2 separate regions of the Homo sapiens genome follow, and region 1 is linked to region 2. The links are chromatin loops, found by intact Hi-C in ENCODE. Cell type or tissue: heart right ventricle. All regions are shown on one strand. Each heading gives the region's core, and the rest is flanking DNA. Links, peaks and the distances in the headings are about the cores only.

The links. A loop is a pair of places that touch in the nucleus more often than their neighbours do. Peaks named below come from ENCODE experiments on the same cell type or tissue, not always from the same donor. Only the 100,000 strongest peaks of a DNase experiment are listed, where the experiment ranks them.
Region 1: it touches region 2 in a loop (3-fold over the local background); 14 of 110 quality-filtered maps call a loop at or near these places.

What each region holds. Positions count from the first base shown.
Region 1 is chr19:42,128,188-42,131,088 of GRCh38, forward strand. The region is part of intron 1 of POU2F2 (POU class 2 homeobox 2); the gene reads right to left. Among named protein-coding and RNA genes, the nearest start is that of POU2F2, 2.8 kb to the right of the region's middle. RefSeq lists an enhancer at 1,701-1,810. In heart right ventricle, for the core only: no CTCF peak of the experiment used is centred there; DNase peaks (open chromatin) are centred at 1,344 and 1,678; H3K27me3 peaks cover 1,806 bases.
Region 2 is chr19:42,198,507-42,201,407 of GRCh38, forward strand. DEDD2 (death effector domain containing 2) reads right to left here. Exons shown (of 5, transcript NM_133328.4): 5 at 92-1,323. The coding sequence ends at 932. Among named protein-coding and RNA genes, the nearest start is that of DEDD2, 18 kb to the right of the region's middle. RefSeq lists enhancers at 358-894, 734-893, 1,094-1,343. In heart right ventricle, for the core only: no CTCF peak of the experiment used is centred there; a DNase peak (open chromatin) is centred at 1,426; H3K27ac peaks cover 1,613 bases.

The DNA.
Region 1 (2,901 bases), core at 270-2,769, 70 kb before region 2:
CAGGCCTAGGAGTACGTCTTTGGAATGAATGAATGCATTAAAGAATCCCCTAACTGACCAGGGCCCAATCCTGTCTAAAACAAACCCCTATCTCTACTGTCACCCAACATCCCCAAGAAACCCTAACTTAAATCTTTAAGGTATGATTTCCTCTGCAGAGACTGTGGCTGGAAAGACAAGAGTGGTTTGAGGGAAATTTTTCACCATTCTGTTACCCTTATTCTCCCTAAATTATCCCAACCACTCCTACATATCCCTGCATACTCCCTGCCCCACACTTGGCTGGGTCACAACAAAATGGCCAACTGCTGCCCTTTGTCTTTTCTCTTTCCACCTCCCCTGTCAGAGCTCAATCTGAGAGAAGGGTCAGATCATTTCCACCAGGAATGAACAGGGAGCTCCATTTCCACCGTGGACTAAAAGCCAAATGACGCCTTAACAGGGACTCCAGGGCACTAGCAATCATAGACTTGGAGGGTCCATCAAATGGCTCGGCCTCAGCCTCAGCCTGAGCCCAGGCAGAGATGCCCATCGCCTATCACTCAACTCTAGAAAAATATTGATGCCTGTTCCCACCCTAGACTCTGATTTCAGTGGTACAGGGTGTGACTTGGGCATCCAGATATTTAAAAGCCCCTCCAGGTGATTCTCTTTTTTTTTTTTTAGACAGAGTCTCACTCTGTCGCCCAGGCTGGAGTGCAATGGTATGATCTCAGCTCACTGCAACCTTTGCCTCCTGGGTTCAAGCGATTCTCCTGCCTCAGCCTCCCGAGTAGCTGCAATTACAGGCATGCATCACCATGCCCGGCTAATTTTTGTATTTTTATTAGAGACGGGGTTTCACCATGTTGGGCAGGCTGGTCTCGAACTCCTGACCTCAAGTGATCCGCCCACCTCAGCATTCCAAAGTGCTGGGATTACAGGCATGAGCCACCGCACCCAGCCCCCTCCTGGTGATTCTAATGTGCTCCATCCCCTGGCACCTTCAGAAGCCCCTCTCAAAGCCTCATTCACACACAAAAGATTGGTTGGTTATGTATGGCTATTCCCACCCCTCATCATAGGTAATGTGTAATATTTTAGGGGAACTGAAAGAGAAAAAGCAATGCATAGCCCTACCAGGCCCCTTGGAGCCATGTTGCCCCTTGAATCCCACCTTCCTCAGGTCAGACACCCCTCAACCAGGGCTGCCCAGCCCTGAGCTCACACTCACTTGCCCGACTGCCCCAGGCCTGGGACTCTTGGTCCTCTCCACCCTCCCACTCCTCCCTCCCCGGACTTTCACTTCTCCTCTGCATTTCCCCCCGCCAGTTTTAGCAGACTTAGGCCAGCTTCTCGTTAGCACTTACCGAAAACGGGGCTAAATATAGAGGGCCCAAGGACTGCCCCTCACCCCTCCTGGCCCCACTTGTCCTGTCCCCTGGGTCCCCTGCCTCCGCAGCCTGCTTCAATTAGGGGTATGGCCTGGGAGCCCCTGTGGGCAGGTTGGTGCTGCCGGGAACCTCTGTGGGCCCAGCTGGCCGAGCCCCCGTCCTCCCCAGAAGCAGCACCTCACCCCTCCCCACCCCACAGCTGTCCCTGGGTGGCCTCAAGGGAGTGAACATTTCTGAGTTGTCAGGAGGGAGGGATGGAGATACAGGCAGCAGACACAACAAGAGAGGTGGCCCCACAGCTGCGCTGACAGCAGGCAAGAGCTGCCAACAGTACACACCCCATGGCCACAGCCAGGCAAGGCCCCGGCCAACACAATACAAGAAACAGATGTGCACAGATTCCAGACAGGAATGTGAACAGGTTTGCAGATACGACACATGCCCAGACATGATGCCACGGGCATATATGCAAAACACACACCCAAACGTGCGTACACACATGCACTCACACACACTCTCACACTGAGTGACACACAGCCAGCCAGACACACGTAAAAAGTATACAAACTCACACACCCGGAGTCGAACACAGACATACACCCTCCCCCTACATACTACACCCAGTCACTCACAGACTCAGACATGTGTACGCACACATGTACTTACACATGTTCTCACACCAAGTCACATCAGTCCAGCCAGAGATACACACCCAGACATGCACATGCTCACACAGAGTCACACACACAAACACAAGTGCACACACATACACCCAGAGTCACCTTATCCTGGAAGATGGCCAGGGCTGACCTCTGAACCCAGTTCACAGGTGTGGAGTCTGAGACCAGGCAGGGTGAGTGATCTGCCCACAGCCACACAGTGTATTAATTCATGTCCAGGCAGGGAAAATTCACCCCAGTCTTCCCACACTGGGCTGTTCTGTGAGAAATCCCAAGTAAAGGGTTTAGCCTACTGCCCAGCACCTCTGAGGTCCCCATTTAACCCCAGAGAGGAACGAGTCAGTGGGAGCAGACACCCTGGATCTCTGTGTCTACACTGTATGGACACACACACATATACACAGTTGCATACACAGTCACCTCAACAAATAAACATGTCACCCTGCAAATAGTCTTCCTTTCATCCCACCCCTCTCCTCACCGCCTTTGCTTGCTCATACCCACTCATTCTTCATATCCCTGCTCAGACACCCCCTTCCTCCAGGAAGCCCTCCTTGACACTCTACCAACTAAATCACATGTTTTCAGGGCTCCTACGATCCCCTAATACCTCCCCGTCCTGGCCCAACCCCTCTACCTATGTCCCCCTATCCCAGCCCTGACCCCTCTGCCTGGGCCTCCCCCATCCCAGCCCCAACCCCTCTACCTATGTCCCCCCATCCCAGCCCTGACCCCTCTGCCTGAGCCTCCCCAACCCCAGCCCTGACCCCTCTGCTTGGGGCCTCCCTCATCCCAGCCCCAACCCCTCTACCTTTGTCCCCCCATCCCACCCCGACACCTCTGCCTGT
Region 2 (2,901 bases), core at 172-2,671:
TTTGAGGCTGGCCTGGGCAACATATCAAGACCCTCAACTCTAAAAAAAAAATTTAAATTAAATAATAAATAAAGAGTCCTAGAGAGGCCGATGCCCACCTATGCCCTTTCCAGGGCAGTTTAATTGGTATCATTTGTAAAAGGTCTTTTCCATCACCCCCAAAGCCTTTGCATTCCCTTTCCAAGAAGGTGGCTGTTTACTGGTTTTGGCCCCATGTGCAACAGTAGGCCTTGGTATGATGCTGCCATAACACTCCCATGTGACACTCCAGGTGACATCCAAGTGCAAGTCTATGTTCAGCTCTGGACAGCAGGGGGGAAGGTGAGGAGAGTCAGGTCTGTAAATTGAAGCTGGGCAGGGCCCTGGCTGGCTGGAGATGTGTGGGCAAGGTGAGCAGGCCCCATGTGCACCCCAGCTCCAGTGCCCACTGATGTGGCTGAAGCCCAGGTTGGTTGTGGTCAAATTAGAGGTCCTGAGAGAGAAGCCCTTAGGCCAAAGAAGTGTGTGCTGGGAAGCAGGCCAGGGCAGAGGCCCAGGGAAGATCTCAGCAGGGGCAGTGTGAGCATGAGCGAGTGTGTGCACCTGTGACAGTGCAGACAGCCCAAGATCAGAGATACAATGTGCAGGGGGGCCTTTGGTGAGTGTGTAGCTGTGCCCCTCCCTTCTGAGATACAGGCCCAGCCCCCGCCTCCGGAGGCTAAGGGGGCACACCTGGGGGTAGGAGGAGTCTGGGAAGGAAACTCAGCTGGAAATGGTTTAGGCCTCAGAGCCCACATCCTGTGGGAGGGGCTGTCAAGGGGCCTGCTGTCCCGGTCCTGTCGCAGTCCTCAAAGATGCTAGAGTGACAGTCCTCTAGGGGTAGAGATGGTCGTCCTCCCAGGAGAAGGTGGCCCGGAGACTTGGAGGTGGGATCAATCCTGCCAGTCCTGGATCAGGAGGCCTCTGTCGGGCGCCGCCCCCCTTCCTCCTCCATCAGCAACAGGCGGCGCCGGCCAGCCTCATAGTCAGCCTCATCCACACTGACCAGCAGGCGAACAGCCTCCCGGCCCACAGCCTCTCGCAGGGCCTCAGTCAGGAACACGCCCCGCAGGGCCTGCAGCAGGGCGCCACTCAGGTAGTCGCCCCAGAAGGCGTCCAGATAGGAGAGCTCTGAGAACTTGATGTCACAAACCACAGAGCCCAGGTCCCTTGAGCGCAGCACTGCGGTGGCCTGCCCAAACACGTCCAGCTGCCGCGCCAGCGCCTGGGGCCGCCGGGATGCCACGCCCTGCTCCAAGGCTGGCCCATGCTCGCAGTACTCTGCTCGAACCCGGAGCCGGATGTCTGCAGGGGAAGGAGGGATTTGTCAGGGAGGGGGCCAACACTAGACACACTTATGGGGAACGCCACCCTTCCTCCCTCCAGCCTTCTCCCTCCACCCCCTTCCGGTAGCCACACCCTAGTCCTGACACAGCCTCCCCGGCTCTGTGGGGTTCCCTGACCAAGTACGTCCTCCTCTTCTCCAGCCCACCACCTCCTCACTGCTCCAACAAGCCTCCCCACCGCCAGGGGTGCTCTTTCCCTGGATCTGCACAACACTTGCTCCCTCTCTTCCTGCAGGTCTTTGCTCAAAAGCCACCTTGCCAACAAGGCCCACCTAGGCCAACCTATTTACAGCTGTAACCACCCACCCAGCCCTCTCTGCAGCATGCCAGGTCCCACACCCTGCTCCATTTTTGTCCAAGGCACTTATCACCTTCCAACCTCCTCTGTCAGTTACTATCTGCTCATTATCTGTCTCTACACTCAGCATGGAGAGACAGATGACAGCAAGGAAGGGGTTTTTGTCTGTTTTGTTCACTTGTGTAACTGTGGCACATAGTAGGTGTTCAATATGTATTTGTGAAGAACTAATGCATGAACTAATGGACTTGCCTTAAGGCAACCAGCCTCACACCCTGCCCCCAAACAATGAGATTCACATGGTGCCAACCACATCCCCATCCCTCCCATCCACCTGAGCCAGCACTGCGGATGCGCAGGGTCCTGACCAGGCCCGGGAGGCTTGCGGCTGGACCTGTGCTGGCTCTACTGGGAGTCAGGTACTCTCTTGCCACAGAGCTGCTAAGATGATGGGTTGGAAGCCCAGAGCTGCTGGGAGCCACTGTGCCAAGAGGAGAGAAGGAAGCCTACGCAGGGCCAGCCCCAGAGATAAAAAGATTCCTGAGGTCATCACATGAGCCCACGATCGTAGCTGGATTTTCAGCTACACTCAACTCCCCTTTTTGCTGAAGCCAGTTTGAGTCGGTTTCTGTCACAACTCTCCCCACATCTGCGCAAAAGAGGTGGCAGCTGTGTACAGGGGACAGGACACTGGACTTCTAAGGCTATCCTGTAATCATGAACTTCACATACCACCTCTCTTCCAGAATTTCTGAATTCCCACCCATCACTTAGGCTAGTGACAGTACCCCCTCTCTCTACACACCCAACGAGGCTGTCCTGAGGATCAGCTGTGAGCCAGAAACAGCAGCAGCCAACACTTACAGAGTGCCGACTATCTGCCAGGCGCCAAGTGCTTGAATCACAGAAACTCATTTAACCTATAAATGACCCTGTGGGACAGGTCCTATTATCACCCCCAACTTACAGATGAAAAAATGGAGGCCAAGAGAAGTGAAGTGACTTGCCCAAGGTCACACGGCCAGACAATGGCAGTGCCTGACAGAGGTCATTTAACCTCCTATGTCCCTGAGAGAAGGCTCCTCAATCAATGAAGTGGATTCCCACACAGGAGCCTTCAGCAGTGTGACCTGTGACAAGTCACAACCTCTCTGAGCATGGGTTCCTGCCTAAACAAGGGGACAATTCCTACTGTGAGGAGCTGTTAAGAGGATTAAAAAGAGAGCAATGGATAGAAAG